Linked DNA regions of Homo sapiens: region 2 is linked to region 1. A link is a loop called in an ENCODE intact Hi-C map of the cell type or tissue named here. Cell type or tissue: tibial artery. All regions are shown on one strand. Links, peaks and the distances in the headings refer to the core of each region. The heading gives the core; the rest is flanking DNA.

Evidence for each region. Peaks named below come from ENCODE experiments on the same cell type or tissue, not always from the same donor. Only the 100,000 strongest peaks of a DNase experiment are listed, where the experiment ranks them.
Region 2: it touches region 1 in a loop (8-fold over the local background); 5 of 110 quality-filtered maps call a loop at or near these places.

The regions. Positions count from the first base shown.
Region 1 is chr9:14,919,904-14,932,674 of GRCh38, forward strand. LOC124902122 (a long non-coding RNA gene) reads right to left here and starts at 11,765. Exons shown (of 2, transcript XR_007061421.1): 1 at 11,723-11,765; 2 at 8,025-9,126. It also overlaps the pseudogene LDHAP4. In tibial artery, for the core only: no CTCF peak of the experiment used is centred there; no DNase peak of the experiment used is centred there; H3K4me3 peaks cover 551 bases; H3K27ac peaks cover 939 bases.
Region 2 is chr9:14,843,860-14,856,630 of GRCh38, forward strand. FREM1 (FRAS1 related extracellular matrix 1) reads right to left here. Exons shown (of 37, transcript NM_001379081.2): 6 at 7,425-7,748; 7 at 4,806-4,914; 8 at 2,101-2,232. It also overlaps the pseudogene RNU6-1260P. Among named protein-coding and RNA genes, the nearest start is that of FREM1, 60 kb to the right of the region's middle. In tibial artery, for the core only: no CTCF peak of the experiment used is centred there; no DNase peak of the experiment used is centred there.

The sequences.
Region 1 (12,771 bases), core at 1,929-9,928:
GAATAAACTGACAGCTTCCATTCCACTCTGCCTTCACAACTGAAAATCAAACAGGCAAATGCTTGCATTTGGACACAGCTTCAAATGCTAGCATTAACTAGACATAAGAATTTTGCACATGCATTAAAAACATGAAAAAATCATCAGGAATCCTTTTCAGGAATCCTTTTTATCTCCACCTTTTACAGAAAAGGGGAAGATGCACCAAAGGCAACATAAAGAATTTAATTTTCAGATGTTTTCCATTTTAACAATCTGTGTGGGACTTGAGAGTGATTTAGTAATTTCAAAGCTTAGCACCAGCAGCAATTTTATTTTTCCAAGCATAACTCAAGGAGTTGGGAGTCTTTGCTTACTGACCTTAATTTTTTAAAATGTGACTCTAGAAAAATGTCCTAACTCCAGCTTTCTCAAAAGACATTTTGCATGATGAAAAATAAAAATAAAATCAGTTTTCGCACAAAAACATCATGGCAACTTAGCCTAAGTTAGAACACAATGAAATTAACAAAATAAAACCACAGGCAAAGATGCGTTCCACACATTAGGAGTAAATTTCACAATTCTACTAACAAAATCACAGACTGTTTGGAAAGCTGAAGCTGAAGCCACACACTGGTTGTGCCTCACAGAAATATGCTGATCCCTTCAACGAGGGTTACTGAACCTAAGTGTAGGCCAAGTGCTGAGTAGGACCTAGTGCCTGCTCTCAAAAACTTTACAGTCTAGTTGGAGAAGATAAGAATACATAGAAATATTATACATTGAGATATGATTGAGGACAGCAAATTATTATTGAACATATACACTCTTATGTACGTTTTTATTTACATGCATTAACTCATTTATTTATTTATTTTTTCACTGTTCAAGGTTTATTGGGGGTTTTAGTTGGTATAACACTTGGATAGTTAGCTGCATTGTTTACATGTAGATCTTTTTACATTATATGGTAATGTACACTGCTGATACATATAGTTCACAAAATAAGATCCTTTGGAACAATTATGCACAAGACATACGATATTGGATTTACACACTGGATCCCAGGATGTGACTGACTGGGAAAAAACGTTGGACTAGGCATGTTCAGTGAAGGAGCCAGGAAGTTATATAACACACGGTAAACATCCACCTGGCTCAAGGGGCAAATGCAGCATGTACAGCATTGGCAGTGGTGCATCAGAGGTGGCAGAACTACTTCACACTAACCAGTTTAGGACTACACAAGATTAATACCATCCAGCATCAGGATATAGCTGTGGATTTTACAAATCATTCCTATTTCTAACTTGAGGAGTTGATGTTTTTCCCAGTCCATCTTAAAATATTACTGCTTTAATCACAGATCAGATAAAAAGGACAGCATGTACAACCTCCAACTAGAATCCTGTTGTAGCCTAGACAGTAAAATGATATGACATCAGAAGACTTTAAAATTGCAGCTCTTTTTGGATCCCCCAAAGTGTATCTGCACTCTTCTTCAAACAGGCCTCTTCCTCAGGAGTCAGAGTCACTTTCACAAGGTCTGAGATTCCATTCTGTCCCAAAATGCAAGGAACCCTAAGGACGACATCATCCTTTATTCCATAGAGACCCTTAATCATGGTGAAAACTGGGTGCACCTGCCTAAGATTCTTCACTGTACCTCTGCCAAATCTGCTACAGAGAGTCCAATGGCCCAGGATGTGTAGCCTTTGAGTTTGATCACCTCATAAGCACTCTCAACCACCAGTTTGTGAACCTCTTTCCACTGTTCCTTATGTTTATCAGTCTCTAAATCTGGGTGCGGAGTCTTCAGGGAGACACCAGCAACATTCTTTCCACTCCATACAGGTGCACTGGAATCTCCATGTTCCCCAAGGACCCACCCATGACAGCTTAATGGGTGAACTCCCAGCCTTTCCCCCATCAGGTAACGGAATTGGGCTGAATCCAGATTGCAACCACTTCCAATAACATGGTTTTTGGGAAAACCACTTATCTTCCAAGCCACGTAGGTCAAGATATCCACTGGATTTGAAACAATAAGCAACTTGCAGTTCGGGCTGTATTTTACAACATTAAGAATGATGAACTTAAAGATGTTCACGTTACGCTGGACCAAATTGAGACGGCTTTCTTCCTCTTGCTGACATGTCCCAGCCATGATAATTACCAGTTTGGAGTTTGCAGTTCCATTATAGTCTTTGCCAGAGACAATCTTTGGTGTTCTAAGGAAAAGGCTGCCATGTTGGAGATCCATCATCTCTCCCTTCAATTTGTCTTCGATGACATCAACAAGATCAAGTTCATCTGCCAAGTCCTTCATTAAGATATTGATGGCACAGGCCATGCCAACAGCACCAACCCCAACAACTGTAATCTTATTCTGGGCGGTCTGTTCTTCCTTTAGAAGATTATGAAGCAGCTGATCCTTGAGAGTTGCCACATTGGACTTGGAACCAAAAGGAATCAGGAATGCACATCAGGCAGTCGTCGGGGCGTGTGGCAATGAGATCTGGAATCAGCGGCAGTGGCTGCAGCACTCCCATTATTAACTCATTTAACCCTGACAACAACCCTACTACCTTGAGTGGATCTAGGGACTTAAATAATAGCATCAGTTCTTTCTCTCTCTATCAGCAAGCTCTGTCTCCACATTACTTTGCATATTAACCTTATTTGCTCCTAGTGTAACACAGGCTTTTTCATGGGAAAGAAGAATAGCAGCAATGTAGGCCTGCATACCTATGACTTGTGAACCAAAAAGAAGAGAGTCATCGTTCATAACAGTTTTAGCAAAAAAAAAAAAAAAAAAAAAAAAAAAAAAGACAGAACAACAGGGGAAGGAGTGGGGGCTTTGGATGTGGACACATCAGAATCACATGGGGTGGGAAAAGATTTTAGAAATGGTAGCAGGGAAGAGGGATAGGAAAGCTGGTCAGGCACCATAACATATGTCTAATTCAATCTTTGAGGCAAGAGGGAGCTACTAAAGGGTTTTGAGTAGGGGAGAGACATAGCACTAATCACTCAGACAGTGAGTGAACCTTACCCCCAGCCCAGAATCTACAGCTCACCAGAGCTTTGCTATTCTCATCTAATGCATGATCTTCATTAATCTTCAAAACGAACATTTGAAGAAAGTACTCTTTCCCCCACTTTAAAGGTGAAGAAATTAAATGGTATCTTGAGAGACTTGTAAATGTCAAGTGTCTAATGTATGATAACCATTACGAGTAGTTCTCTAAAGATTTGTGAATGAATAGGTTGAATACTAATATCTATTACATTTCTGGCCTTATGTTAAGTACTGATTAGGGTGGAGAAAGTGATATACATTATGTGGCCCTCACTCCCAAAGAACCTGCAGTGCTGTTGAGGAGATAAGATTTATACACTAACACCTGCCACACAAAATAGAGAATAATACCAGGTAATAAATACAAATTATACCAAGAGATTTGTTGGCCAAGTAGGGTCTCTCTGAGGAGGTGACACTTTATCAAAACCCTGGATAAAGTGAAGATTCTGGGGATGAGGAAAGCCCAGGCAGTTAGCTGCTAAAAGGAGACTTAGAGATTTTCCAATTTAAATTATGGGTTTTGAATATTTTTTAAGCATTGAAATCATTTTGTAAATAAACATTTTGGTAGTATCCTAACACATAAAACAGAAATAAGTAGATCTCTTTGTTTGGAAAGTAGCGGTGGAGGACCAAGTGTCCCCGGCTCTTGGATTTTTGCATTCTGCAATTCAGGGCACCTCCTAGAATCTCCAAGATCCCAAGTAACACTGTCTGGGGGAAAAAAGTGTTTAAATATGAAATCCTTATTTGACAGATGGGTAAACCAAGACCAAGAGACTAAGTCACTTGCCTTAGAAATCACAGCTACTTAGTAGTGGTTCTGAGTACAGAACTCGTAACTCCTCCCTCAGAAAATAAGACTCTTTCTACCACACTCCATTCCTTCATTCCATAAGTATCTATTAACCTCCAACAATGCCTCAGGCACCAGCTTCATCACTGAAGAAAATGCAATGAGAAAAAAAAACAACATGCCACTGGCCTTATGCTGTATTCATTTCCTATATTAAAAAATAAGCACAAAACTAAATACTTAATTATGAATTGTGGTAAGTCCAACAAATAAATGTGCCCTAAAGCATCGTAATATGCCCTTCATAAGACTAGGAACAGAAAAGAGATTTATCACATGGGCTATAGGAAGGTTTTGTCTTAAGAATTTACATTCTTAGTAATAAGCCTCCCCCACGTGACATATGTTGACTCTTTGTATTTTAATAAAGACTTTTCATGATTGAATTCATGCTCACACATCTGCTTTGTCCATCACACTGAAAAGACTTTAACTTAAATCTAGCCACCAAGTCAGGTGCATTGATTTGAATAAATGCTGTGTACTGAAACGCCTTTCTTTTCCTGCAGTATTTACCCAGCATCTAACTATTGACATTTTTCTCTACTTAACATATATGGAGATGACCCTTCTCTCCTCCTTTCCTTAGGGAGTACACACTTTGCAATTGGAAGGAAAATTACATTCTTCAGTCAGATTGAAAATCAATGACATCGCTGGTCACAATCCCCAGGGAGTTTCTCAAGGAGAAAAGACAGTCTTAAGAATTCCACAAGAAGAAATTGGAACATCGTGCATTATTAGTGGGATTATAAAATGGTGATACTTCTGTGGAAAATAGTATGGAAATTCTTCAAAAAATTAAAAATAAAACTATCATATAATCCAGCCATCCCACTTCTGGGCATATAGCCAAAAGAATTAAAAGCAGTCTTGAAGTGATATTTTAACACCCATGCTCATCAGAACATTCGTCACAATAGCCAAGACATGGAAGCAACGTAAACATCCACAGATGGACAAATGGATTAACAAATGTGATTTATTCATGCAATGGAATATTATTCACCCTTTAGAAGAAAGGGAAGTCTTGCATATGCTACAATGTGGGAGAACCTTGAGGATATTATGCTAAATGAAATAAGTCAGTCACAAAAAGACAAATACTGTTTGATTCCATTTATATGAAGTGTCTAAAGTAGTCAAATTTATAGAAACCGAAAGTAGAATGGTGGTTACCGGGACTGGTGGGAGGCAGAGAGGGGTGTTGCTTAATGGGTATGGAATTTCAGCTTCTGCAAGATGAAAAAGTTCTGGAGATCTATTTCACAACAGTATGAATATACTTAACAAGCCTGAAATCACTTAGGATCTGGCATTATTTGAAGAATGACCAGCTATGCAATGAACTTTATCCTTGTTTCTTTAAAAACATGTCTTTACTTACAAGTACAGTTATGATAGGTTCCCAACTTACAGTCAACTCACTCAACCAAATATGTTTGAGGTAGGGGGTGGGAGTATGATAAAAAATGCTTTTTTCTAAAAGTTTCTTTGTTCAGAGTTTCAAATTATCTCTCATTACTTCTAGATCTCAAAGATGGGGTCTCACTCTGTCGCCCAGGCTGGAGTACAGTGGCGCGATCTCAGCTCACTGCAACCTCCGCCTCCCATGTTCAAGCCTCAGCCTGCCTCAGCCTCCTGAGTAGCTGGGACTACAGGTATGTGCTGCCACACCCAGCTAATTTTTGTATTTTTTAGTAGAGATGGGGTTTCACCATATTGGCCGGGCTGGTCTTCAACTACTGACCTTGTGATCTGCCCGCCTGGACCTCCCAAAGTGCTGGGATTACAGGCGTGAGCCACTGCACTGGGCCTAATTAAATATTTTTTTAAATAGATGACACTTCCCCATGTCTAGGAATCTTTTGGAGGTCTTCTTTGGAATTATATCAAAAATACTTCTCAAACTTTTTGTTCATAAAGTGGACTTGGCTCTAAACAGAAAGTAAAAGACAACTATAAGGCGGCTTCTCTAGAGTCTACAGACCCTTTCTCTAATTTTTTAGCTATAAGCAGTTGACCTTACATATTTTATTTCACCTTTTAACTTCATGACTAAGTTTTCCCGTATGAAATGGGGGTGAAAAAAGAATATACAATTTCAGAAAGCCACACCAGCACTTCAGACACAAATTATATACACTAAACCTTGTTCACAAGAGGCTGCAAAAATTTAGTTAAGCCTTTCTTTAATTTCTGCACTGTATACTTCTGTGTTTTGCACAGCCCATTTAGTACACTATGCTTTTAATGTTATCTATTTTTTAGCCCAATAATTCATAGGAATTATATAAACTATGTAACTTCAATTGTATGACACTTCTCACTGCATCTTGCCCTGGTAAGCATGTAAGAAATGGCATTGATGATGGTGCAATTTGGGTTCATGCTCTAAACAATGTCACAGAAGTATCTGAGCTCTCTTTGCTGGCATCAGTAAAAATGTAGTTAGGAAATAAACTCTGGAAGCCACACTAGACAACCACTGAAGACACACTGGAGATGGCTAAGCAGAAGCACAGGTGCCATTGAAAAGACATGGTCTAAGTGGACTGATCACTTTGGGCTGCTTTTCTTTGCTTTTATTCTATAGCATTAAGTCAATTCATTCATTCATCTAACATTTATTAAACACTAAGCATATGTTAACCACTACTTTGGTGCTGGAAGTAAAACAATGAATATAATGTATACAATGAACTATTAAAAGCCTGGGATTTTACCCTACTTGCAAGCTAACAAATTAGCTTGCCACATTTACTTGAATGCTGGCAGAAGACACAAAACTTGTGAGTTTGAGACAAAGAACAGTTTATCACGCGTAGCAATAGTAGCAGTAACCAGTGTATTAACATTTGCACCACTTACCTAAAATTCAACCACAGGACAATGTAAGGAAGGTCATATAATACCTGCATCTGCAGTAGTACGCATTATAAGATACCATGGGAGGATCAAGGATGGGCTAAGAGAAACATTCAGAGAAGGCTTCTCCGAGGACATAAATGCCAGGGCTGATGCTACAAGGAGGAATAGGAAGGAGCAGATACAGAAAACCAGATGGGTCATTTTAACCAGCAGTCTTTCTAAGACCACAGGCATGGGTATGTGAGTAGTTTGCTACAAGTAGAAAAATCACAAGCTGGGAGTCACTGAAGCTTAAAGCAGAAGGCCAAGGGTAAAGGAAGATGAAGTGAGATAGGCAAGCAAGACCTAGAGTTTGGAGAGCCTTTGATATCTTGCCAAAGAGCTTAGTCTTTTCCCTGTTGGCATTGGAGAGCCACTGGACGTCATAAGCAAATAGGTTTGCACTGGATAGATAATGCTAAACAGAAAGGCATCCATGTCTTTGGCATATTGCTGTGACTCTGATATGATATAGCAAGTCCCCAGCAATCTCCAGCAACCTCTGATAACACACAGCAAACGATGTGTGTGGTTGCCATCAACCATCCTTGTGCATTCTTTGATAATTCAGTAGGGCTGTTTGCACTTCTGAGTCCTGACAAGTGTGCTCTCACTCTCACATTCACCCTATGTCTCCAACAGTGTACCAGAGCTGTGTTTCTTGCAGCATACTTACCAACCCCCACTGTCTTCAGAGTAGTTTTATCTTGTTCCCTGGGGTTTTAACAGTCACTGATAAAGATATCTAATTCAGCATTTTTCTATAATCTAATTTCCTCCTCTGACAAATGCTGTCACTGAAAAATGATGGAGAATTTCCTGACGCCTTCTGTTTTCCTTACTGAGGCCCCTCTAGAGCATTTTGGCATGTGTTATTGATGGGGCCCCTGAATACTGGGAAGAGTGCTGATACCACAGTTTCTAATCATGGATAGAAACTAAGGCCTGGGTAGGGGGTCTTTTTAATCATCTATTTCCAAGAAATGGGAACGTAAATTTTTTTAGAATTCTTCGACTTAGATCCAGTGGGTCCTTTAATTAGACATCACCAGAAGTTGTTTGGACATAAAATATACCCTAGATACTTTGTCATCACTAAATGTTACAAAATGGCACCTAGATCTGTCACAACTCTAATTATGAGGGATCAAAAAGGCCTGACTTGATCTCAGAAACTTCAGCCTCCCAAAATTTCAAGACCAAAATTTATTCTGCAGGGCACTCCTTCCATGACACATTGAACCAGCATCCTTTTAGCAAAGTAAATGCTCAGTACTATAGCCAATGGAGTAGGAATTTATTACCTATCTTGTCCATGCTTTTCCATTGATCTGTTATTTTGCTCAACTTATGCCACCATATCTTGGAACCAAGCAGGTATTTGTCAAGGATTTTTGTCTTCTTAAGTAGAGAATCCTCTAGAAATTGACTTTTCAGTATCATCAGTAGAAATATTGAGCATATTGTAACCCTGGGTTCTTAGGGTGGCCCTTAGGATTTTAAAACCATAAACTGCATCATCCAATAGACAGCAGCACATCATCTGTAACCTCTGAAGTGATGATCAAATGTTACTAGATCAGTACATGAAGAGAGGAATGTGAGTGATCTAACCTACTCCAACATGGCTGATCTCAAATGAGTATTAATTACTCCAATTATCGCAAATTGCATATGTAATGCAATATTTCGTAGCCTTTTTCAATTTCCAAAGCTATTTCATAAACATTAACTTGTTTGATTATTATAAAACACTATGATTTTGGCATGACTGTGTTCATCTCACCCACAGAAGAATCAAAGACTTGTAGCTGCATTTTTGCAGCAAGAGGCTGCCTCTAAGGCTTGTATTCATAGAATATATTCACGGAGTTTCAAGGGATATTAGTGATGAACTGGCCATGGCTGAACTGGCCATTGGTCTTCTTTTTACAGAAGAGAAATTCAAAACCCAGAAATGTGCCCCAGTTCCCAGAGGTAAGGGTGGGATTAAACATAAGCTCAGGTCCTTTTTTTCCAAGCCAGCATTCCATGTTACGTGGCTTGTGTCTTTGCAATGTATTTCATAATTTCTAATTTCCCTGTGGTAGGGAGAAACCTACCAATCTTAGCATTTTCATCTGAAGTGATGTCAAGTCTTCAGTGTGTCAGGGTGTCCCTAATGCTCTAATCTGCTGGATCATGGGACAGCTTAACAACATTGCACAGCCCAGATCTAACAAGGCCCTGTTGTTGACTCTCAGGTGCAAGCCTATCTTCAGCATAAAATGTCATTTGTTCACAAATGAAGAACCTGCAAGAAAGTTAATATTTTGAATTCAGATCAGTTCCATATAATACATCTGTAAAAGAACAATGGAGTAGCTTGGTCATGCATGGAATCATGGGTAGCAGTAGTGGTATAGAGTCTGAGGCTCTGGGATTGAAGGAAGCCTTGGCATTTACAAGTTGTGTGACCTTGGAGAAGTGGGCTCATCTTTCAGAACCTCAGTTACTTGTGGATAAAATGAGGGTTTTTCTTTTAGACATCTCCAGGAGTTGACATAAATTTTAAATGGAATAATATTTTCAACGATAAATGTTAATTATTGAAGTTAATCATATTATTTATGTAGAAAATAGGACACTTCTGAAAATTTGAGCATAGCAAAATTTTTTCCACGTTGCAGATTCAAAATGTCCTCTAGAAAGAATACCAATTCTGGGGTTTTTAAAAAAACATATTTTGAGGTATAATATGTATAAAGTGCATAAAACACATTAATTAAGGGTAGAGCTTGATGAATTTACACATTCATTTACACTCATGTAACCAACCTCCAGATCAAGATATAGGACATTTTCTGCACCCCAAAAGTTTTCCTCATTTCCATGTCCAGTCAATACTCTCCGCCAGCACTCGGAGTTGAGCACTATTTCAGCCCCACTCCTGGTTCTCAGGCCTCTGGACTAAAACTGGAACTTACACTATCATCTCCTCTGTTTCTTAGGACTTCAGATTTGGACTGGACCCACACCACTGGTTCTCATGGGCCTCCAGCTTGCAGAGAGCAGATCATGAGACTCCTCAGTTTCCATAATTGCATGGGCCAAACCCTCATGATAAATCTTTTTCTATATATCTATATGTCATCTATTGATTCTGTAGATGAGTTTTGTTTTTCTTGAACTTTGTATACATGGAATAATATAGTTTATATTGTCATTTGTTTGTGAAATTTATCCATGTCTTTCACATACAAATAGTTTCTTCATTATGACTGCATATTATTGCATGAATATTAAATAAATTATTTATCCATTCTCTGTTAGTGGACATTTGGATTGTTTCTAGTTTGGGGCCATTATGAATAAAGTTGCTATGGACATTCTTGTGTATATCTTTAGGTGGACCTGTGTACTAATTTCTCTTTAGGTGGACCTATGTACTAATTTCTCTTTAGGTGGACCTATGTACTAATTTCTCTTCCGTATATTTTCAGGTCTGAAATTGCTATATCATAAACTGTTGTATGTTTTAGCCACAGCATTTTGAAACAGAGTTTTAAGTAACAGCATTAACTTCCAAGTCCAGTCAACCCTAGCCTGACTAAATCTGTGGATTTATTAGAGTCAATAAGCCAATAAATATTGGTTTAACACCTGCTATGTGTCAGGAATTGTGATTGTTAATTTTATGTGTCAACTTGACTGGGCTAAGGAATGCCCAAATAGCTGGTAAAACATTATTTCCAGGTTTGTGAGGGTATTTCTGGAAGACATTATCATTTGAATTGGTAAAAAGAGTAAAGAAGATCACTTTCACTAATGCAGGCGGGAATTATCCAATCCATTGAAGACCTCAATAAAACAAAAAGACAGAGGATGGGCAAATTTGCTCTCTGCTTGAGCTGGAACATTTATCTTCTCTGGCCTTCAGACACTGGCACTCCTGGTTCTCAGGCCTTTGGACTCAGACTGGGACTTACACTATCAGCTCCTCTGGTTCTCAGGCCTTCAGGTTTGAACTGGACCCACACCATTGGTTTTTGGGGGCCTCCAGCTTACAAGTGGCAGATCATGAGACTTCTCAGCCTCCATAACTGCATGAGGTGATCCCTCATGATAAATCTTTTTCTATATATGTATATATTGCCTATTGATTCTGTTTATCTGGAAAGCCCTGACTAAATACAGGACTACAACAGTGAGCAAGGCAGGTGTGAGCTTCTCTTCCTGAGGCTTATCATCTAATTAGAGGAGGACATCTAACTAGAAATGGGAACATGATGAGGGTCATGAGGGGAAGTGAAAGTCACTACAGGAGCATATAACAAGCATTCTAATGTGCTCTTAGGTTGAGTGCATTTCCCTATTTTTACTAAAAGTTGAGTTTTCCAACCAAATGGACAAGAATGAGTTGTGATCAAAGCACTTTGGGCTCCTTTTGCAGTTCTTCCATTAAGCTGTTTTGTGACTTGAGGCAAAACCCCTACCTTCCTGAGTCTCATTTGCAGTACGAATATCATCTTATATGTGCTTCTGAGCGAACTGCTCCTCTTAAGTTGTTCGAAGAAATGAGTTTGTAAAGTAGTCACTGGTTATGCAAACTAGACAGTAGAAGTCAGACAAGGAGTCCTGAAGCTTTTCCGACTACAAAAAGATATTTAATCCCCTTATATTCAAGTGAAGTAACAGAAAACTCGGTTTCTCTACAAACAATGTGTATCTTTAGCTATAAGAATAATTGTTGGGCTGGGCACAGCGGCTCACGCATGTAATCCCAGAACTTTGGGAGGCCAAGGTGGGTAGATCACCTGAGGTCAGGAGTCCAAGGCCAGCTTGGCCAACATGGCAAAACCCTGTCTCTACTAAAAATAAAAAAATTAGCCAAGTGTGGTGGCGCGCACCTGTAATCTCAGCAACTTGGGAGGCTGAGGCAGGAGAATCACTTGAATCTGAGAGGCAGAGGTTGCAGTGAGCTGAGATCACACCATTGCACTCCAGCCTGGGCAAAAAGAGCAAAACTCAGTCTCAATAAATAAATAAATAAATAAATATTTTTAAAAGAATAATTGTTAAAATCACAGGAGATTACTGTTAACTCATCATGTTTTTAAATGACAGCCTAGTAAAATCTGTATGATTACTAAATCAGATTCAGGTATCATTCTTCAAGGAAGTACCCTCATCACAACATAAAATGCAATATGTGTTTTTATTTTTTATTTTATTTCTTTATTTGAGACAGATTCTCACTCTGTCGCCAGGCTAGAATACAATGGCCCAATCTCGGCTCACTGTAGCCTCCCTCTCCCAGGCTCTAGCAATCCTCCCACCTCACCCTCTGGAATAGCTGGAACTGGGTGCACATTATTACCTCATCTGGCTAAGTTTTGTATTTTTTGTAGAGACATGGTTTTGCCGAGTTGCTCAGGCTGGTCTCAAACTTCTGGGATCAAGTGATCTGCCTGCCTCAGCCTCCCAAAGTGCTGGAATTACAGGTGTGAGCCACCATGCCCAGCCTCAATGTATGTTTTTAGTATCTTCTAAGCCAGCAATCCTCAAAGGAGTCAGGGATGACTGGTCTCTGAGACCATTTCAGGGGATGCATGAGGTCAAATTATTTTTATAATAATACCAAGATATTCTTTTCCTTGTTTGCTCACATTCTCTCATAAGTATAGAATGCAATTTTCCAGAGGCTACATGACATGTGACATCACAAGAGATTGAATGCAGGAGCAGATGTGAAGATCCAGCTGTTTTCCATTAAGTCAGACACTAAAGAGACTTGCAAACAGATAAAACAACACCACTTTTTCACCAATTTTTTATTTTCAAAGATAGTTATTTTTATGAAAATAATAATGTTTACATGTAATAAAGATATTGTTTCTTTCAAATAAATATTTCTGTTTTAATTTCTAACACAGTAAATATATAGATATAACTCACA
Region 2 (12,771 bases), core at 4,617-12,616, 73 kb before region 1:
TTACTGGCTCAAAGACCAAGAGCTAGAGCTCTAATATCTAACAGTCTGGGTTCAAATCCCAGTTCTGCCATTTTCTAGGTGTGCAACCTTAGATAAATCAGTTGTTCTAAGTCTCAGGTTACCCATTTGTAAAATGGGAATAATAATAGTATCTAATATCATAAAGTTGATATGAGATAACAAGTTAAAGTATACAGAATGCTTTCTACAGTGTCTGTCACAAAGTAAAGCTTAATAAATGATCACACTATTTTGTGTCTCCTCTGAACCCAGACCATCAATGCATTATGGTCTCCCACTCTCCATTTCATTGCTGTAGTATTAATAAACATTGCTTTGTTTTCTTCAGATACTTACAACTCTTCCTTTTTTTTTTTTTTTCTTTAGACGGAGTCTCCCTCTGTCGCCCAGGCTGGAGTGCAGTGGCGTGATCTCAGCTCACTGCAACCTCCACCTCCCGGGTTCAAACGATTCTCTTGCCTCAGCCTCCTGAGTAGCTGGGGCTACAGGCACGCACCACCATGCCGGGCTATTTTTATGTTTTTAGTAGAGATGGGGTTTCACCATGTCGGCCAGGCTGGTCTTGAACTCCTGACCTCAAGTGATCTGCCGGTCTCGGCCTCCCAAAGTGCTGGGATTACAGGTGTGAGCCACTGTGCCCGGCCAGAGACTTACAATTCTTAATGGCAGGTGCACCCCATTATTCTCTTCACACCACGTGGCTGTGTTAAAGACCTTAGAGGAATAAACGATTTAACACTGTCTTGACCAAGATCCACTTTATGCTTCTTCCTCACTACCAGAATCCTAGTTGTATTTGGCATAGCAATATGGTCATTTAAAAATACTCAGGCTTCCCGACTTGCTTGCACTGAGGAGTTGTATGTGACATAGTTTGATAAAGAAATCTAAGTGGAAATTGTTGTATTGTGCTCCTAGGAAAACTTGTTAGATACAGCAAACTTAGATCATGACTTCTTTCATTGTTCCTTCTGGGTCTTCAAGCCTCAAATACATGAAGAAAATAACTAATTTTCAAGCCACTACACTTGGATTTCTCTTACATACAAGCGAACACCCAACCTGACTGGTATACCCAGATTTAAACTGGCCTCCCACTGTCCTGAGATTAAGCAGGAGGATTTATCATACATTTATTATTTTGTTTTTGATTCCAGAATTCCCTGCTCACAAATGATGGTGAGAGTTATCTTTCTGCATTACAGTTAGGGAAACTAAGAAGATAATTGAATTAAATCCTCTGAGTTCATTATAAGGAATGACTTATTTTATCATAAAGTGTAAATATTACTTTTATTAGATTATTACCTTGTTAACTATCATCCCATAGAATTATAAATTTATTTCTTTTAAACCATGACAACTACTACTAATAACATAACATCATTATTACTAAAGTATTAATTAAGCATTAATTTTTCTTTTTCTTTTTTCTTTTTTTTGAGATGGAATCTTGCTTTGTCACCCAGGCTGGAGTGCAGTGGCGTGATCTTGGCTCACTGCAACCTCTGCCGCCCAGGTTCAAGCAATTCTCCTGTCTCAGCCTCCCAAGTAGTTGGGACTACAGGCGCCCGCCACCATGCCCGGCTAATTTTTGTATTTTCAGTAGAGACGGAGTTTTACCATATTGGTCAGGCTGGTCTTGAACTCCTGACCTCAGGTGATCCACCCACCTTGGCCTCCCAAAATGTTGGGATTACAGGCGTGAGCCACTGCGCTCGGCCTAATTTTTCAATATACTTCTTTGAAGCAGAGAAATAAAAAACATTCTGTCCTCCAACTGGGAAAAAAATAACTAGTTAAGGAGTATACTTACAAGAAGCCATGCATGGCATCCAGAAAGCAAAACTGAGGTTTAAACAATGAGCCACGTACAAGGTACCATTCATAAATGGTTAGACATTGATCTGAGCATTTGAACACAAAAGTCAATGATTTCAAGATCTCCAGATTTTCTGCATTTGACAATTTCATTGAGAAATTGGGCCCAAGAGATGCTACATATATCTGTTAAATATATCTACTTTTGAAGAAAATACTTTTGGATTCTTTGCTAGGTTACCAAGTTGGATCATTCACCTCTTAAAGTCAGCCATCCATGCTGCAGGCCACCAACGGTGACTAGCCGGACAGCACCAATGTCGTCATTGTCGACAACCTGAAACTGTTCCCAAGTGATGGCTCGAGACTGCCCCTCAAGGAGACTCAGACCTATGAAAGAAAGGAGAAAAGGGTGTTGGTATCATAGACTGGATAAAGAAAATGAGGCACATATACACCATGGAATACTATGCAGCCATAAAAAATAATGAGTTCATGCCCTTTGCAGGGACATGGATGAAACTGGAAACCATCATCCTCAGCAAACTAACACAGGAACAGAAAACCAAACACCACATGCTCTCACTCATAAGTGGGAGCTGAACAATGAGAACACATGGACACAGGGAGGGGAACATCACACACCAGAGCCTGTTCGGGGGTAGAGGGGAAAGGGGAGAAAGAGCATTAGGACAAATATCTAATGCATGAGGGGCTTAAAACCTAGATGACAGGTTGATAGATGCAGCAAACCACCATGGCACATGTATACCTATGTAACAAACCTACACGTTCAGCACATATACCCCAGAACTTAAATTTTTTAAAAAAAGATAAGAAAAGGGTATTGGCAAGTTCTATGACATGCCAACGTGCCTGCTTAAGAAAAGATGAGTGAATTTCCACTCATGAAACCATCTGAATATTGCATCTATAAAAGCTTTTCAAGAAACTGGAATGTAGCTTTTATTTTTAGTACTATTTTTATTTTTAGTACTATTAACTCCAATATTACAACAGATTACAGATAATCCTGAAAGGGAGCAGAGCAAGCTGGTCGAATTGCAAGGTAGCGTGCTGCTGGACTTATCTTATGCTTCTCTCACATCTGCCAGCTTCACCTGCCATCCCGGCCTCGACCAACTGACTGTTCTCTAGCTGCAGCCGCCCCATGAGGGTTCCCAGTCTCCAAAATTGTAAAGCCCTCCTGCCACCACTGCCTCATCTTCTGATGCAGCCGGCTACCTCCACTGCCCTCTAGTGGCGGCAGGACCAACCTTGTGGCTGATCAGGCCCTGCACCAGGGGACCCAGGAAGTGTGTGCAATGGCTGCTAAGAGGGGCCAGATAACACAATCTGGGCATGTGGGGAGTTAACAGCCAGTGAAGTAAACTTTAACCCATTAAACACAGGAGATGGGAAATAACTGACCATTAATAGATTGTTGACCTTTTCCCAACCCCACTTCCAACTCTTACCAGACACAGCAGTTGCATCTTCTCCCTGGAGACATCAACACTGCAGAGCAATCTGCTTTATCTTATTGTAAAGCTGTGACACCAGCTCAGCCATGCGTTTTTATTTGCTTCTCCCCTTACTCTTGCTTTTAGTATAGGGTTAGTACATCTGATCTGCCTCGGGGTCTGTTTTCTAGGGAAATTGGGCTAATACATATATAAAGGAGAGGGAGAGAGAAAAAGAAGGAAGGAAGGAAGGAAGGAAGGAAGGGAGGGAGGGAGGGAGGGAGGGAGGGAGGGTGGGAGGGAGAAGAAATGGACAGAAGTGCATAAGAAGAATCTCTGTGACTGGCAATAAGGGTTTGGAAGCCAGGAGTGCATAGGACAAGGCATCACGGAGCACAGCAGAGGAACAATCGAGAAGCCTAGAAATATATACAGCAAAATATTAACATTGGTTATATCTTCACGGCGAAATAATAATTTTAGATGCATTCTCCAAATTTCAACGATGGCACAGATCAAGTTCATAATAAGCAAACATTTATTTTAAAAGGGATTCTGATGTTCAAAGCAGCCAAAATGACATTGAGCAAACCTGGGTGTCACCGATCACACATACACGTACAGACTATTCCATCTCTACACTCAGGCAGGAGCCCATGCAACATGTGATTATTCCTAAACTTTAGGTTACTGATTCCATCTTTTCTCTCATTACCCCCTTGACAGAGGTACAGTAGGATGTATAGCCAGAATTATAAATCAAGGCTGCTCACCTGATGTTCTCTATCTCTGCTGAAACTCACACACATACAAACACATATCTATGTGTACACACACGAGGCAGCTCGTTTAAGCTGCCACCTGAGGATTTAAATCAGACACAGATATTTTTTCCTTAATACTATCTACCACCACTGCTTATAAGTATGTTTCAAATGGTATTGATGGGATCAGTGAGAAGGAAAAGATCTCCATTTACATTCCACATTTACATCTGATCAACATATACATATATATATCACATAAGTCCACTCAGAATTGAGAGGCATAGAAAGCCATATTTTAAAGCAGTTAAAGCTCTTATTTACATATTTTAGTTTCCATGCAGCCCAACATAAAAATAGACTATAGATTATAAAAGCTAAACCTTTCTCCAATCCCTTGGAACAATTTGAGTTGGAGATTTCAGTCCCACTACAGCTCAATATCACAAATAGTCAGTTTTTTGCTTCATTCAGTTGAAAAGTGTCCCTTTGTCTTATCTCCGGCAGAGGAAAGAACTTGGCCTCAGGACGCAGAAATCCTGGATTTAAATTTCTCACGCTGCCAGGAGGAATAAAAAAACAACAACAAAAGCTACTATGTGATGCCCTTAATCTGTCTGGGTTTCAGTTGCCACATGTATGACATAGGAATAAAACTACCTTTCTTTCCTGACCCATCTACTTTCTTGTATTCCCTTCAGGGCTATGTTGCTCTATGCCTTATATTGAGCTTTACCTGTATTCCAGGATACACGGGGGGCATTTGTATCTGCTGTTCTGATGGAGATGTGGACTGTCATAGGTGCACTCCTTTCAAAGAAGAAGTCGTATACCTCCAATTCTACCTGTAAACAAACAGAGGCAAAGGAGCCACACACTGAAGCGTTACAGGGTAAAGTAGCATTAATTCTGGGTTATACCCACACACAGTGGATTCAGTTTTCTGCGGGGATTCACATTTCTGCAGTTCCCACATCTCATTTAGACATCCTGATTTGACTTTTTCAGGTTCTAGATCTTGTTCCTTACTTTAACGGTATTTTTAAATTTTCTTCTACATAAAAGAATTTATTAATCTAAAATTGGTAATATGCTGGAGAAGTGTCTCTGCACTTGCTTAGGAGACCAACCCCTTCCCACATTCAGTCACTTAAATCTTTCTCAAAGGTGGAGGATCTAGAGAAGTGGTTTTCAACTAGGGGTGATGTTGTCCCACTACAGGACTTTTGGGAATGTCTGGAGGCATTTTTAATTTCAGAAGTCGGTGTGTGGGAAAATGCTATTGTCATCGAGTGGGTAGAGGCCAGGATACTAACATCCTACCGTACACAGGACAACCTCCCAAACAAAGAATTATCTGATACAAAATGGCAATTGTCGTACTGCTACTATCAAGAAACCCTGATCTAGAGACATGTATTTCACTAGACATATTTTTAAATATCTCAACTTTATTTGCTTTCATGAAATTCATAACTAATAAGTAAGTAGGGGCTGCGTGATAAGTTTTGATCTTTATTATGTGCTGTGTATGTATTGCACCAGATGTTGACAGAGAAGAATGAGGTATAACACAGAAATGCAAGGCATACTCCCTACTTTTGAAGAACATGTGGTCCATGGAAGAGGATAAGATAAATAATCAAACAGCACTATATCAGCAAACACTAAATAACAAAAGAAACTGATTCAAGGCTGCCAAAGCAACAGACTGAACAGGAAACTACATGGGCAGGAGGTGTCTTTTTTGGAGGGGTAATGCATTCGGTTGGGCCCTGGCCCAGGGCTTCCAGTCCACACAACCTGAAAACTGTGTGATCTCCACTGAAAAAATTGAGAGTTACTGTCTAACGAAAAAAATCACACATTCGCACAGGTTCTGCTTTAAGAGTACATTATACAATGCCAGAAACTACACACAGGAAGAGGCCAGAAAAGCAGTGCTCTAAGATTGGATGTGCAATGAGAAATTACTTCCTAACAGGGAAGGCATGGGGGGCCACAGACTATGATGAAAAGGGGGAAATAAAAGCAGAAGGCAAAGCATAGCGTTTATAGCCTGAAGTCCTTTGTCTTCCCTTGAGGCTACATGCTGAAAATGCCGAAATTACAATAGAGATAACCCCAGGGACGATCATTTTCCTTAATAAACCTGAGCTCAAGTCTCTATCAGTCTGCTCGTTTACAATTTCCACCCTGTTTGAATCAAGTTGCTGGTAGTTCTTTAAGCATGTGAAGCACTATTATGTGGAAGACTTTAACCAGCTGTCCTCCCCTCCCACTAACTACAAAACAGAGGAGAGAGGTGGAACCTGCAGCAAAAGGAAATTAGATAGAAGTAGGACCTTCCCGATGGACTGTGTTTCACTGTGAAATTAGTTATCAAATAAGACTACGGAATGTCCTATCCTGAGTCCGTGTTATTAATTAAAATTAAGGATTCCCATAAAAAGCTCTCACAAAAAAAAAGAATAAAAGAATTTATTAATAAAAGAATTGTGTGCTCACCTTGGCAGCACATATACTAAAATTGGAATGCTACAGAGAAGATTAGCATAGCCCCTGCACAAGGATGACACACAAATTCGGAAAGTGTTCCATATTTTGGGTGAACAACACACACTGGGGCCTGTCGGGGTTGGGGGTGGAGGGAGAGAGAACATCAGAAAAAATAGCTAATGCATGCTGGGCTTACTACCTGGGTGATGGGTTGATAGGTACAGCAAACCACCATGGACATGTTTACCTATGTAACACACCTGCACATCCTGCACATGTACCCCAGAACTTAAACACACCAAAAAAATTTTGTTAAAAATAAAAGAATTGTAAACAAAAGTCATCTCTAACTTCAATGGTCTCTGTGATTCAGGAAGGCTGTCGAAGGCTGCTGCAGTTCTCAAACTGGTGAGCCCTGGGTCAAATGTGGCCCTCAGAAATATTTGGTAGCTAGCACAATACGTTTCACTACAAGTTTTAATTGTTTTCTATATTCAAGAATTTAAGCATTTTACCAAAAATGTATCATTTTCCAATTTCTCTTGGCACATGAGTGCTACAGCAACAGTGGGCACACTTGTATCCTTGCAGGGCAGTGGTGGGCATGAGCTGAGTGGCAGCTGCTTCCTGAGGGGATGGCTCTTTCTTCAGTTTGCCACAGTGCCCCTCAGTGGGGTTTGCTCATTGACCCCACCTGCCTGGCTCCTCTGGGCAGTGAGTGTGCATCCTGATTTACAGTGATTGATTCTTTTCTGAGGCAATGAATGTACAAAGGAACCTGAGGGTTTAGGGTAGGGGGTTCTTAAATAACCCTGTGACTTCTAACTAGGCTGGAAGCTTTGTCTCTCCTTCTTACCTCATCATGTCTCCTCTCAGAATGGCTGCTGTTTGGTGGCTGATAGGCGATCTGCATGTCACTGAGATCTTTCCAGGTGAATGAGGAGATTGGTCTGGTGTGATCCAACAGGTGAGTCACATAGCCCTGGAGCGGGGCTTTAGTAATGTTGAACACCAGCAAGGGTTTAGGGGTCTCATCTTCTTCACAGTCCAGAACTGATGTAGTCAAGGAGGTCAGGATGAACTGATCCACTTCCAGAATAAACACGGCCATGAATGCAGCCTTTGGAATCTGATTCGGAATTCCAGCTCTGATATAGACAGGCAGCCACGCACTCTCTGACTTTTGAAGGATAGAGAAAATATAAAGGAGGAAATAATATGAATGAGGTGATATCATACAGGGCTAATAGCATAATATTTAATACAGCCACAGCCTAGCGTCTAGCAGTGACCTGAAGCCTGGCTGCATATTGGAATCACCTGGGGAGCTTTAAACACATGCTGGTACCTAGGATCTGTCTCCAGAGGTTCTTGTTTAATTGTTCCAAAAAGGGGACCAGAAAACCAGTATTTCTCGAGCTCCCTGGTGACTCTTACATGCAGCCAGGTGAAGAAGGGAGCACCTACTTTGGCATCAGAAGGAACTGTGTTTATCATTCTATCTCCAACACTTTTAATTTGTGTGATTTTAGACAAGTTACTTAACTCTTCAGTCTCATTTTCTTTCCAGCTGTAAATGAAAATATTAATACTAGACTACCAAGAATTAAGTGAGGACAAATGAAATAGCCAAAGTAGGCACTTAGCAATCTGGCACTCACCAACAACCTCCTCCAGCCGCCTTCCTCACCTCCTGTCATGTAGTTTTAAAGGGGGCAGGAGAAGGATGAAGGAAATATGTCTTTATGATTTGGTTCTCATGCAAATGAAGAATAGTTGCTTGGTTGTCTAGCTAGTTAAGACCCTGGATCTTCAAGCAAGGGTTGGGCATTGGGGATTGCAAGTGGCCACTGAGGCTAGGCATGCATCCTCCCAAAATGAGAGCACTATGAGCAAGAGACCCTCCAAAGAAACCATGAAATTGTGCCACAAGATCTAAGATCTCAACAAGTGCTATGGGCAGAAAGAATCCTCACAGGGTGAGGTGTGGTAGCTCACGCCTGCAATCCCAGCACTCTGGGAGGCCGAGGTGGGAGGATTGCTTGATGCCAGGAGTTTGAGACCAGCCTAGGCAACAGAACGAGACCCTATCTCTACAAAAAAAGTAAAAATAATAAAATTAGACAGGCATGGTGGTGCACACCTATAGCCAATTACTCGAGTGGCTGAAGCAGGAAGATCACTTGAGCCCAGGAGTTTGAAGTTATGGTGAGCTATGATCATGCCACAGTACTTCAGCCTGGGCAAGAGAGTGAGACTTTGTAAAGAAAAGAAAAGAATCCTCATAGCTGTAGATGCTAGTTCTCACAGGATTTGATCTAGCCCATTGCTGAGAGAACCAGGCTCAGTTACCAAATTCACATTAGTCCCATACTGCTGAACACTTGCCATTGGGCTAGGAGTTGTAATCTGTGTATAACAGAATGCTAAAGTTCCAATAAAAGAGATTAGATGTGCAACTGAATGTAAGACAGGTAGTAAAATATGCAGAATTTACAAAGCAAGTTGTCTGGAACTAATTCCAGACTCCAGAACTTTCTTGCCCATATAAGAATATAAAAAGATTGAGAAAGGTAAGAAAAAGATTGATTAGGAGAGAGGAGTGCTTTGCTGCGTTGTGTTCAGTCACTTTCCTGACCTTCAACACCAAACATTGGCACGGAGCAGGAAGAGCAGAGCAATGCCATATCTCCTGTCCCTTAAAATGTGTTTCTTGCAGTTGAAACACACACAGAGAGCTGATGCAGGGCTCATATCTGAGGAAGCTAACTGGCTGGAAGCAAAAAAAATGATGGCTGTGCCAAAATCAGTCTGTTCTTGTTTGTGGCAACAAGGGACATATAAATGTTTCCAGTTAAGGGCCTAGTGGGCAGAGGGCTGGTCTGGGATCTCCTGGACCCTGAACTTCAGAGTGCACTCTTGAGAGGACAAAAATCCAGTAGGAAAATGCTGGAGATAGAATCAAATCCTAGGAGCTGCAGGAGAAATTGCAAGTGATCACTCAGGTTAGAAATAATCCTCTTAAGAGAGCTATGAGTGATAGATCAATGAATGGGACTCTCCAGAGAAACCATAAATTTGTCCCTAAGACAAAGATGCAGCTTGAGACATCTACCAGGCTCAGAGAGCATGAAATCATATGTCATCAATGCCTGATCAAATAAGATCCCTCTCTCCCATTCCCCAAAACCACCCCTGCCACCAGTCTGAAAATTAAGAAACTAACCAGCAATGCCCAGAGAAAAGAGAATTGCAAGAGAGGAATAGAGGAGAAGACAATCAACCCCTTCCCTTCCCACTGCATGGTTGATGAAGGCAGGTGAACGATACTGAGATGTCCCAGGGTTTAGAGTATCTAATCTTCGTGTGTCACTGGGAAGAAGTATTATTTGAAGATGCATAATTAGAAAACTCAAGAGGGGTAAATTGTGATTTAGAAGGACTGGTGCTTAATGCTAAGACCAATTGAGTCTAGAGTCAAGTCTAAATAAGTACGTTATTTTAAACATGTTAATAAAGTGGATACAAATGATGAAAGAGCTTACTGCTTGTAATAAAGTATAACAATCATATGCTAGAACTGAAATTGCAAATTATATAAACAAAGCAATTGCCAGGAGAAAGGATCAATTGGATCAGTTATCATCATACATAGGAAGGAGCCAAGAGAGCTCACTTCATTTTTTCACCGTACATATTACAAATATAGGCTTAAGAATATTTTTAAGTTTAGAATTAAGTCCAAATAAAACATCAACTGTGATAAGGAATTGTCAAATAAGATAAAGGCAAAGAAAACATCATTTATTTTGCAAGACAAATTTTTTTAATTAGCAAGAAAGCATAAAACATGATAGAAAAAAGTGTATCTATTACTACCACAAATATAAAGTTTATATTTCCTTATTCAAGACAAATAGTCTGAAATTCAACAAAAATGTCCAATTATATGTACCTTACAAGAAAGGCACTTAAAATTACATAGAAAGATTAAAAGGAAAAGGGTGATACAAATTGATCATTAATGGAAAAAGCAGAGAGACCACATAATTTCAAAGATGAATTCAATGTGGGCAGTTGATAAAAGTAAAAAATATAAGACAAAGATTCTTACAAATAACATTATATTTAATATTGTTCTTCTCAAACCAGTGGGGAATAGAGCAAAAATAAGAAGAATAATTACAGGAAAAGAAAGAACAAAATTATCATCACTAGTGAAAGATATAATTATGGTCTTTAAAAGCCCAAAGAATTGAGAACTTCTTAAAATAATTGAATTCAGGAAAGAAGCCAGATAAAAGAAAATTATTCCAAAAATAGCTTTTCTGTTTATCATCAATAACCATTGAGAAGATATAATGGGAGAAAAATATTCTATTCACCATAGGTTCACAAAAACAAAGTGCCTAGGACTGGACTTAATAAGTATGCTCACCTTACATGAAGGAAACTACGAACTTTACAGAAACCTATAAAAGAACCTTTGTTCAATAAAGTGAGATACTTCATTTCTGGATGAAAAGACTTAATATTGTAAATGTTCCATTATTCTAATTTTCCCCAAATAATTTATAGTTCTAATTGGATACTGATAAAAATCCTTAGGGGCTTTTTTTTAAACTAACATAAATGATTTAATTATATTTATTTGGAACTAAGTCTAGGTGATAATGGCCATGAAAATTTTGAAGAGAAGTGATAAGGAAGAACCTGTCTGTAAGAAAATTATAGGCCTATTATGTTTAGAATAATATGAGACTGACAAAGAATAAGTAGGTAAATCTAAGAAATAAAAGAGCTAGCCTTGAAATTGTATACGTTATATCCTTATATACAATAGAAGATCATCTAAAATCAATGGGAAACAAGTTAATTGTTCAATGAATAGTGTTGAAAATTTGGGCTATTTGGAAAAAACTGTTCCTTGTATTTCATCATATAATAAAATTGTATTTGAGGTAGATTAAAAAGGCAAATGTAAGGAAGAAGACCTTTAAAAATCTAGAAGAAATTATGAGTGAAGGATCATTTGGTCACTTGATGAGAATTGACTGTACAACCATAAAAATAACAAAAGAACAAGATACAAAACTTCACATATAGTATAAATGCGATTCCATAAAACAAAACCAACTCTGGCATGCACTCATGCACATGTGTGTGTATGTAAAAATGGTAAAAATACAGCTATATTTATTTTCTTCTTATCTTGCTTTCTGTGTTTTTTTTAATATTCTCTGCAGTGAGCCTATTACTTTTATATTCATAAATGAATCTGTTTTATGACATGCCAAATAAGCTATGGAATAGGTTAATGATAAACAAAGCAAGAAGGTAAAGGGATAAACTCCCAATAAAACAGATTTTAAAATATAAACAAATAAAGGCGTATTCAATATAGTAAGAAAAAAATGAGAAAATTTGATCAAAAAGAAAAATGGCTCCAATTTTTTTTCAATGGATATAATAAATCATTAAAAGTGAAAGGAGTTTTGTGTTAAAACAAACAGAAAACATCTATTAGTTGTCTATAGACCTAGTGTTTAGGTCTGTATGAACAAGGTATGTCACTTCTCGGGGCCACCACTATAAAATAGGAAGCTTGAGCTAAACCCAGCCTGGTTTTGCAAACCTGGCTAATGAGTTTTTTACTGGGTGACTTTTAAAACCAGCAATATGCATAGTGCTACTATGTGCCAGGTTTTATGTCAAGCACATAATAAGTATTTATCATTTAATCCTCTCAGTTACTCTAAGAAATAGGTACTATAAACCCACTTTAAGTTGAAGAAAATGAGACCAAAAGTCACACAGTTAGTTAAGTGGACGTTTGAACCCAGGCAATCTGGGCCCAGCGTCCATGCTCTTAACTATTATTTGGACTCAGAAATTTATCCTTGAAAAGCTACCCAAGTGATTTACCTGATCAATTTGACTAGTCTGCCTCACAGTTTTTTTCCAGATCTTAATTCTATGATTTTGTTTTATCATTTCTTTATGATTCCTTGTCATATCAATTCCTTGGGGTAATAATGTTCAATATTTGACTGGGCCCCTTAGGAGAAATCCCAGTGAGAAGCCAGATTGTGAAAGATAGAAGTATTTCCAAACATCATCTTGGATCATCTTTCCTCAGCACAAAATCTCAGCTGTTTCACTTTGGGAGGGTGAGGCAGGTGGATCACGAGGTCAGGAGATTG